Regions from separate parts of the Mus musculus genome. Here region 2 is linked to region 1. The links are chromatin loops, found by intact Hi-C in ENCODE. Cell type or tissue: heart. All regions are shown on one strand.

Region 1 (5,000 bases):
GGGCGCGCTCTCCGGCGCCGCCTGGGCCCGCGCCGCCACCCGCCGGGACTCGGCAGCCCCGGGCACCGCCGCGGAGACCCTCGGTGCGCCCCGGGCCGCGTGCGCGCCGCCGCGCGCCAAACTTTGCGAGTTGGGCGCGGGGCCTCGGTGCGCGCGGCCCGAGCAGCGGCAGCCGCGGGGCGCGCGGAGGCGGACGCGGCGGCCGGGCCATGAGCGGCCGGGCGGCGCCGCTCTCCCGTAAGCAGCGGCTCATGGCAGCGGCGGGCGCGGCCCTGTCGTGCTTCATCTGCGGCGGCGGCATCGCGCGCGGCAAGGAGCTGAAGCTGCCGGTGAGGCCGGCGGGCCCCGCGCAGCCCTTCTTCCCGTTCCTGCAGCAGCAGGAGCCGGCGCCCGGCGCGCGCGGGCTGAGCGCGACCGATGGCTGCGTGCTGGTGTGCGCCGTGTGCCGCTGCTTCCTGGCCGAGCAGTGGGCCGCCTTCGAGCGCGCGCGCACGCCCGTGGACAAGCGCGTGTACTGGCTCAAGAGGCCGCATCAGTGCGACGCGAGCGCGGCTGGCCGGCGCGGGGCCCGCGAGTGGAACACCGAGGACGCGCGCGACTCGGAGCTGTCGGAGCTGTCGGACGCCGACGCGCTGCCCGAACCGGAGCCCGAGCCCGAGCCCGAGCCCGAGCCGGAGCCGGAGCCTGAGCCCGAGGATGCGCACGACTCCAGCAAGTCCGGAGCCCGGCGCCGGCGCACGGGGCCAGGGGCGCACTGGGCTCCGGAGCCGCGAGCCAGCGTGCTGAGGGGCATCCAGGAACCCTGGCCCGGCCCCGCTGCGCCCGACGGCACGGACGGCGCCGCCTCCAGCCGGCCCGCGGCGCCCCCAGAGCGCAGTAGCACCCCCGAGGGCAACGACGTCGCCGGGAGCCTCGGGGACGAAGGGCTGGAGCGGCCTCCCCGGATACCCGCGGACAGCCAGGCCCGCTGTTGCTACGTCTGTGGCTCGGCGCTGTCACCGGCCTCGCAGCAGCAGATCCACGTGCAGAAGCAGGAGACTCCCGCCCAGGCGCCCTTCTTCCCCTTCCTGTGGCTACATAGCCCCCCGCCCGGCGCCCAGCCCATCACTGAGGCGGGCAGCACCCTCGTGTGTCCCTGCTGCTTCTCGTCCCTCACACACCAGTGGCAGAGCTTTGAGCTAGCCAACGTGCCGGTCTTGCAGCGGCTCTACGTGGTGCCCCTGAACAGCCACGCCCCCGGCATGGCCTCCAAGGCCCGGAGACTCCCTAGGGAAGAGGTTCCCGCCCCCACCGCGGGGCTACTGCGGGAAGCCTGCTACCTCTGTGGGGAGGACTGTACACGGGATGCCCGGGCTGTGCCCTCCCGCCTTGTCAACGGCAACTCTGGGGGCTCCATGCACTTCCCCTTCCTTAGCCTCCTGCCCTGCCCACCCAACGCTCGGCCCCCCAACAAGCGCTGCGAGGTTCGCAGCTGCCCCAAGTGCTTCAGCGTCTTGGAGGACGTCTGGGCCCTGTACCGGGCATCGCACAACCGTGAGCTCATCAGCTCTGTGCAAGGCTTCCTGGGCAGGTACCACCAAGCCTTCTCTGCCTCGGACCCTACCCTGAGCGAACTGCCCGCTTCTGCGCAGGGAGGCCCGCCTGCGGTCTGCTACATCTGCGGGGCTGAGCTGGGGCCGGGCAAGGAGTTCCAACTCAGCATGAACCCCGCCAGCCACCTGGGCGAGAAGGAACCCTTTTTTCCCTTCCTCACCGTCTATCCGCCCGCCCCACGGGCCAGGCCTGCAGACTCCACGGGCCTGGTGGCAACCTGTGTGCTCTGCTATCATGACCTGCTGGGTCAGTGGCTGCAGCACGAAGCCAGAGCCGCTCACCAGCCGGTCAGCGCCTGGTCGAGGCAGTACCAAGTGGACACATTCGTGTGCTTCTTCTGTCAGCAAGAGAAGAAACGGTGTCTGGGGCTGAAGTCAGTGAGAGTGGCCAGGCTCCCCTTGTTCCTGTATACCCTGAGAGCCAGCCACAGCCTGTTGGTGGATGATGGCCGGCAGCTGATCATCGGTGCCTGTGTGGAATGCGGGACCCTGGTTTGTGCAGGCCAAGGGGTTGCCAGCCAGGGACCCATTGGCTGGAGCTCCCCAACGGCAGGAGTAACAAAGGTAAGTAGTGGCTTTCATCTCCTGGAGCATCAGTGTTGTCAAAAGAGAGATGTCTTCTGTTCCTCGGTGGTGGTATTGGTTCAGCATGGTCTGTCCCAGCAGGAGGCGTTTTCTTTGGTTTGTGAGCTTGGCTGACCTTGGAGGCATGGGGCAGGAGGTTGGAGGATCTGGGGGCAGGAGTGGTTGAATAGCTGCTGTTGGAATCAGCAGGCATGGGGCTGACACTGGGCGTGTTTGCTGCCCATCTATCAAATGGAGGAAGTTCAGGGCAAGGCTGTCGGATGCCCGATAACATTGGTAATTAGTGCAGCCACACAGGTCACCCGGAGGTCCCCGTCGCGAGTTCCTCTCACTAGCTCCTGGCCGCCTCCTCCTCCTTCCCAAGATTCTCACCCAAGTGCCTTTCGTTTGAGTCTTCCCGGTGGCTTTATGAAGCAGATGGCCACAGATTCCAGACGCGTAGGCATGGGACACAGGCGCATGGGACTCGGGACAGTGGCCTAGACAACCTTTGCAGTGGAAAGGGTCTCTTCTTTGCGAGTCAGCTGCTTGGAGTTGGGCAGAGGCCTGAGGCCTGTTCTCAAGATGCAGCTGTCTGCCTGGTAGGAGGTAGTCTAGACCCTGGGACATTGGGACCCAGCTTTGTAAGAACCAGGGTAGGAGCTGGCCAGGTGGCCCTGGGGAAGGGGAGTGACAGGCAGGCATCTGGTTTGTACTCACTGTTCTGCCCTTGGGCTGGGATCCTAATTCCTCCCAGACTGTCCTGTCCTGTCCTGTACTGGGCAGAGGCCTATGTGGTAGTGATAGGCCAGGGTCTTGCAGACAGAGACACAAAGGTGGATAGGTGGGACCCGCTCAGGAATGGTGGTTTGTGTGTAGTGTCTATCTAGGTCTTGCAATTTTGCACACTCACATGTGTGTGTGTACATGCACACATGTGTGATGCCTGAGCACAGGAAGGCTAACTTATGAAGCAGCCTCTGATGTGCCTGGGTACCCTTCTCCTGGCTCACAGTCCCCCTGCCTCACATACTGCCCTTATCCTTCGTCCCTAGAGTTGGCTTTGGACTGGAGGTACCTTTAAGGTTTTGAAGGCAACCCCCAACACCCCTCCCCCTATAAGCAGAGATTCACCTGCTTTTGGCGTGGGACACCCAGCCTTCCCTTAGCCACAGGTGTGTGGCAGTCTATGCTGAGGTTGTTGCTGGGTCTTGGAAGGGACAGCTCTGCAAGGCCTGAAGTGTGTCAGAAGAGCTTGGCTCTGGGGCAAGCCAGGCCTGGTCCCTGCCTGCCACTGCTGTCGTCTTCACAGCAGAGCTGTCTGCCAACAAGTTCTTATCCTGGCTGGGCTCAGTTCTCTTGGCTGAGAAGTAGGACTACAGGCCACATGGTTTGTAGGGACATTCTGATAATTAAGTGAATCAGGGGACATTTGAATGTCCCTGGCCAAGCTCACTGCATTGAAGCTGCTCCCGATGCCCCTCCGTCAGGGCAGAAGGCACATCATGTAAGGCTACAGCCCCTGGGGCCAGGTGCATGCTGGAGGTATGCTACAGCGCTGTGTGGGTGGTGGATGCTCCCTGGGGGCGTGGAGTTTTCACAGCAGAGTGTCTACCTTGTGCCAATTTGACCTCAGTAATCAAAAGAAGCTCAGGTCCCAGGCCAGCAGGGGTGGGAAGTGAGAGCCATCAGCGGGCCCCTTCCCCCACTCCTGTGTTCACCCACGGGGCTGAGCTGAGCATTCAACCAATTTCTGTCCTGTCCTTGGCCCTCACCTGTCCTGTGGACCTTCTTACTCCCACACTGAGACTCGGGTAAATCCCCAGACTTCTGCCTCTCTCCCAGCCAGCAGCAGGTGGCTAAGGGTTCCAGTCTGGAGTTCAGGGCATCCTCTGCCCCTTTGGGCTCAGCTCCAGCCGTTGGTTTGCCTGAGTCTCATTGGAACCTGGTTAAGTAGCAGAAAAGTACAGAGAATCCCTGCAGCCCTGGGGATGGGAAGAGCAGACAGAAAGTACCAGATCTGGGAGCCTTTGTAGGGAGGAAGATCTTGGTCTCTGTGCTGGAGGACAGCTTGAATGGAGGTATGGTTGGGAGAGGGATGTGTCTGCAGCCCTCAGAGATGATAAGACCAGGGCAGGCCTGTGCTGCAGTCGGGGGTGGCAGGCATGTCTCAGACTCCACTATGGCCGTGTAGGGAAGAAGAAGATCATTCAGCTCCCAGGGTCCAGGGATGCCGGGACGGAGCCCTCTGCCCTCTGCCCTTCCTCTGGGCTCCCGTTCTTCCCATTTATCCCACAAATATTTATAGAGAGCCTGCTCCGAGGCAGGCACTGTTCCAGATGCTGGGATCCGGTGGCAGGCACAGCCTGCAGCATCCCTGGGGAGGGACAGGCACAGAAGGTCCAAAGGGCTGTTTCCCGCAGCACCGGGAGCCGCGAGGCCGTCAGCCAGCCTGGGTGCAGTGCAGAGACATGTGGGAGCTGTGCAGAGGGCCAGGCTCCTGGGTTGTCAGGAGCGGAGACGTAGGTAGGCACAGCCTCTCCCTTGTCCCCAGGCCGGCTCCCCTCCCTCTCCCTCCCCTTAGCCCCTGAGCTTTTCTTTCAGATGCTGGCTGTCTGAGGGCTTAGCTGGGAAGCAGAAGGGCCTTGCAAGGGCTAAGAGGGGATGCTTGGTGGGAGACATGTCATATTGTAGAAACTCCTGGAATTTTGGAACCCTGGTAGGTGCTCCCTTGAGTGAATCAACTGGAAAACCTCTGAAAAAGGACTTGTGTAAGGAGACAGAGGAAAGGAAGGGAGGGAGATGGTACCGAACATCCTCCAGCTGGGATGCTGGCAGAGGACC
Region 2 (5,000 bases), 310 kb after region 1:
GGCTTGTGCAAGACTGGCCCGGCGTGCGCCCCCGCCCCGCGGCATCGGCGGCTTCTGCTGGCGCGGGCCCCGAGCGCTGCCCGCCGCCGGCGTCATCGGGAACAGATGGACGGGGGGTGCTGGCGCCCGCGCTCGCTCCCGGCGCTGTCCCGGCTGGCGCGGGAGGGAGGAAGGCGGGGGAGGCAGCGCGCGCCTGCGGAGCACTGCGCGGGCATGTCCCGGGGCAGGTTTGGGGCTGGCACCGCGGTGGAAAGTTGAGACCCGCAGCGGCGCTGAGGTTCCCCCCCCAACCCCCCCGGTGCGGTGGCCTCCGGGCTTGAAAGTCTGAAAGTGGAGGATCATTAAGAGAGCTGTGTAGAAAGGCCGGGCGGGGGAGACCCCGGGACCTCGCGACGACCTTGCCACCTCGATGGCTGCTCTCTGCGCGCTGGGTCCGGCCGAGGGTCCCCGGCTGCCTGGCTCGCGCTGTAACCTCGCGCTTCCCGGGTGGCGGGAAGGGGGTGTTTCTAGGGATCGGTCGCGTTGTGGGCGGGGACGCTGGGGCCCACAGTCCCTCTCCGCGCCGCCTGTGGGTGCCGAGGAATTTCAGGACGCTCCCTGAGTCATCCCCGTGAAGTGCCTGGGTGAGGTAGGGTGGGTGGGGGTGCCAAGAGTGGGAAGGCGGTGCGCTGGGGCCGGTGGCGCGGTGGGTTGTGCCAGTTTCTGGAGGCGGCGGCCTCGCCTCTGACCGCAACCCCAGCTACTTAATGATGCCCCTGGCGCAGCGGCGCCTCCGTGGACTTCTCGAACATGGGCTCTTTAAAGAACTAGAGCCCCCGCCGTTTGGCCTTCTCAAAAATTCCTTAAAGCGAGATGGAGACTTTGCAAAACTTTGGGACAGAGGCTCGTGGCCCGAGCTCTTAACATTAAGTCCTTTAAAGTTGTGGTAATAGATCAGGCATCTTGGAGATCGAGAGAGGCCAACGGCCTATATTGTGTGGTCCCCTCCACTCAGCACAAGGAAAGGCCTATCCCTCCCCTCTCTTAGTGGGTGGCCAGGTGCCAGGCACTGTTCCAGGCGCTTGGGGAGGCGGCTATGAGGCTCGGATATGGCAGGCGTGTTGTAAGCCACTCCTCCCTACTCTTGGAGATGAGTGGCCCGCGAGGCCTCTGAGAGATCCCCCTGGACTGTCCGGACAGCCAGGGTCGCCAGGAGCGCGGGGGGCGGCACCTACCCGGCGGGTTGTGACCGCGCTGGGTGCTCCGGGCGGTCTGTCGGTGCGCGCGCGTGCGCTTGCGGCTGAAACCCGACACCTCCCGCCGGCTGAGGTCAGGGCGCCGGGAGCGAGCCGGGGCCGGGGAGTGGGCGGCGTTGCGCTTGGGTGTGTCCTCAGCGGCGACAGCAGCAGGTGTTTCTTGGCCCAGGCCCCGGAAGCTCCACCTCCCCGAGCGGCGGAGCCGCCGCCGCACAGCCCCGGGTGAGATAAGCAGTTCAGACAAACCCGGGCGACGGTGGCTCCGGCATGTGTCAGGAGCGGTGGAGCAGCGGGGCCCTGGCATGAAAGGTGAGCGCGCGGGTGGGGGATGGTGGCGGGGGTTCCCTCGTTCTTCCTCTCCCCAAGTTTGTGGGCTCGGGAGGGGCGCCAACGGCCGGTGCCAGGTCCCGCGGGTGTGAGGGACGAGAAGCGCGGGGCGCGCGGCCGACCTGAAGCCACACTCGCGGCTGCGCGCGCGCGCGCTGGGCTCAGCCGGCTCTGCTGCCGCGGAAGTGCGCGGGGAAGTGCGCGGGGGCGGCTCCGGGGCTCGGGGTTGTAGCAAAACTTTGGATGGGGCGGGGGCGCCCAGGCAGGTGGTTGGATGGGGGGGGGGGTGCTTTACCTGGGGTGGCAGTCCAAGGGGCCTCCGAACCCCCCGCCCAGCCCTTCCCGCTCCGCCTGGATGCGCCTCCCCGCCCCCCGCGGCCGCGCTGACGGCGAGTGGCCCGCCCGAGTGGAGCCGATTCAATTATATTGCAGCACCAGAGACACCTCGTCGCCCGCCGCCTCTCCGGCAGGCTAATTAAATTCCCTTCTTGGAGGCGGAGCGGGAGCTGGGCTGCCCTCCCCGCTGCCCGCCTCTCCGAGCGCCGGGAGGTGGCGGGGGCCGAATAGGACTGCGAGGAGCAGGCTTGGGGCCGCAGGTCTGGGCATCGGAGCCGGGAGCGAGCAAGGGGCGCCCCCGCGCACCTGCCACCCGTGGTGGGGGTGCCAGCTCGAGTTGGGTCGGTTTGGTGCAAACCAGCCTTTGTCTTCCATGCATTTAAAGCACTCTAAACCCTTACTAGACCCCTGCGGTGCCTTATCTGTCGCGGTTGGGGCCCACACAGGTTGGGGTTTGAAAACAAGCGAGACCACCAAATGGAAGGGGGGAAAAAAACAAACCAAAATACAAGATCCTTTTGTAAAGAGGACCGGAACAAAAGGCGCAGCCTCGCTCTAGGAGGGAGCATCGGGCCTAAGCCGATTCCCAGCACTGGGGGACAAAGAGGCAGGAGGTCTTGGCTGGCCGCTTGGCAGTGTCTCAGTCTGAGACTGGTTTACCCCCTCTTCCCGAGGAAGACAAGGCCCCCCTGGCGAGCAGCCTTCCCTGGGCGTCCGTGTTACTTAAGCTTGGCTACTTAAGTGTTGCTTAGCCTGTGTTTACAGCCGCCCCCACCCGCAGGCGGGGAACCTGAGGCGCAGGCTGTGTCTGACTCAGCCACTCAGTCGCCCCGCCACAGGTGAGGGGGGCCGGGGCACAGGCTCCGACTGGCAGCGTGTGTCATCTGCTATGCTGGGTGTCACGCCCCACCGGGTGGACCGGAACAGGGTTGCTGGCAGCCTCCCTCGATGGGGCTCGCTGTGCCGAAGCCGCTTGCTCAACACTTCTCACAGCCACCGGGTCACGCCTGACCACCTCCTGGGGTGTGTGTGTGTGTGTGTGTGTGTGTGTGTGTGTGTGTGTGTGCGCCTTGATGGCTTGGTACAAGGTTGGCTTTTGTCGCCTGGTTTGGCAGCTGGAGCGGAGGAGGCTTGGGGGGAGGGGGCGCTGGTGAGCAGCCAGCCAGAGACCCGGGGTCAGCCACGCCTTCGGAAAGGAGGTGGGAGGCCTGTCCTGGCTTTGGGCTCTGTTGTGCCTGCCTTAGGGCAGGTTCCGAACCGGGAAGGCAGAGAGGCCAGATCAGGCCCTGACCTGTTGGGGGCAGCTAGTAGGATTCTGACCAGTTACGGTTGAAAAGGGGGTGTATATAGTTAGTTAACATTTTAAAATTACTAGGAATCAGGCCTTGTCAGGCCCCCATTAAGCTAACCTTGGGGCTGGCCTGGGGCGATTCTGATGCCTCCAGGTAGGTTTTTAATGGGGTGGGGGTGGTGGGAAGCTTCCAAAACAGCCTGACCCTTTGGAAGCCTCTGGTTGCTCTTGGCTAAGCTGTCCCTCTGGCAGGCAGGCAGGCGGCCTCTGGCTGTGAGTAACTTAACTTCCCTGTCTCTGGAGGAAGTTGGAAGCTGCAGATCTCAAAGGGCTGTGCGGTTTGCAGAAAGGCAGCCACCTCAGGGCCCTGCGCCTCTAGCCAGAGGAAGGGGGAGGAGAGGTCTGCACCACTTTGTGGTGGACCCTGGGCCTGCACCTTCCCAGCCAGGCCCTCGCCCAAGCCCGCCAGAGTCCTTCCCCAGCTGGCCTTGACCCTTCAGGCAGGTGTGGTCCATTTCCCCGGCTATGAAGGAGGTCTAGCCTCAGCTCCCTGCTGCTGGTCTCCTCCTCTTCCTAGAGACGCAATGAGTAATAGCCAGCTGCCGCTTTTTCCCCCCTTGCCCCCAGGAACCCGCAGGGGCTTGTGGAGTGAGCCAGCAGGGCCGGTTTTTCCTGGCTCCATCTGCAGCCTTGGAATGCCCAGCCTGGGTTACTCCAAAGCCTGGTGGGGTTGGATAGGAGCCTTCTGGGGGGGGGGGCACGTTAATTACCCGTGTTGTGGCAACAGCCACAAACCCTCTATGAGGCCCAACCCCCACCCCTTTCCCTCTCTCCCTCTCCTGGGATCTTAGGGCAAGAGAGCATGTTTAACCTGCAGAGAACTACGTTTGAGGTGACATTTCAGCCCCGTGGCTGTGCGGCAGACCTGCCGAGTCACTTTAATTTCTGCCCCCATGGAGTCTCAGATCTCCGAGTCCTGGCCAAATGCAGCCCGCCAGTACTGCTGGCTTCACTTCCCACTATGGCCTTTCTCTCCACCCCCCCCCCCCCACAAGGCACACAGGCCACAGCCTAGGAGGTGACGTTTCTGAGTGTTCCTGTCAATGAGAATTTATCGAGTGCCTCCTGAACCCGGCCTCGCACTCACTGCTGGGAGGTGTACAGACAGATGAAACGAGAGAGCATCCAACGTGCTGCCAATGTGCGCTCCGGAGGCCTTTTAATCTGGCCTCTGCAGAGCATCTCCCCACCAGCTCCTTACACTCCCTCATGCTCTCCACCCCAGCCAGATAAAGCTACTTGAGCAGTCCCTTTCTGGCAAAGTCCGTGTCCTTGTACAGGTTGCCCTGGGTCTGGTGGGCTCCAGGCACACCCGCTCTTCTCCCCTCGGTGCCTGTCTCTCTGTGCCCACCTTTTAGAGGCCAGGAGAGTGACAGCTAGCCTCAGGGAGACTAGGCCTGAAGGGATAACTGTAGTAACAGGGACATCTTGAGGACACCAGAGTCTGTTCTCAGTCACCATGAAAAATGGGGGAAAAGGGTTTGGCTGTTAGGGATTCTGAGGAAAGAGTCATCATTAACTGGAGTACGGGATGTGTGGAAAAAGGGGGGGTGTATTCTGGTTTCTGAGGATCATCATTGACTACAGTTTAGGAAAAAAGCACCTGGTATCCATGTCATGCCTCCATTCAGATGAACCCCCATCTCTGGGATGGGACCTAGCATCTGTATTGTTATTTACTGTTTTGTTGGGGTTTTGTTTGTTTGTTTTTTAAAATTTATTTTGCCCAGTGTAGTGGTATAGGCTTCTTA

Evidence for each region. Peaks named below come from ENCODE experiments on the same cell type or tissue, not always from the same donor. Only the 100,000 strongest peaks of a DNase experiment are listed, where the experiment ranks them.
Region 2: it touches region 1 in a loop (2.0-fold over the local background); 1 of 42 quality-filtered maps calls a loop at or near these places.

What each region holds. Positions count from the first base shown.
Region 1 is chr8:120,228,563-120,233,562 of GRCm38, forward strand. It overlaps a transcript of Gse1 not described here. Among named protein-coding and RNA genes, the nearest start is that of A330074K22Rik, 2.8 kb to the left of the region's middle. In heart, a CTCF peak has its summit at 2,254; DNase peaks (open chromatin) are centred at 839, 2,339, 3,499, 4,529 and 3 weaker places; H3K4me3 peaks cover 4,787 bases; H3K27ac peaks cover 3,090 bases; H3K27me3 peaks cover 1,754 bases.
Region 2 is chr8:120,536,019-120,541,018 of GRCm38, forward strand. Gse1 (genetic suppressor element 1, coiled-coil protein) reads left to right here and starts at 1,391. Exons shown (of 16, transcript NM_001145896.1): 1 at 1,391-1,544. The coding sequence starts at 1,538. 1700016A09Rik (RIKEN cDNA 1700016A09 gene) reads right to left here and starts at 1,708. Exons shown (of 1, transcript NR_151732.1): 1 at 874-1,708. It overlaps Mir7687 (microRNA 7687), which reads left to right and starts at 2,678; the gene lies at 2,678-2,736. In heart, CTCF peaks have their summits at 2,082, 3,113 and 3,465; DNase peaks (open chromatin) are centred at 1,343, 2,033, 2,863, 3,563 and 4 weaker places; H3K4me3 peaks cover 4,767 bases; H3K27ac peaks cover 4,677 bases.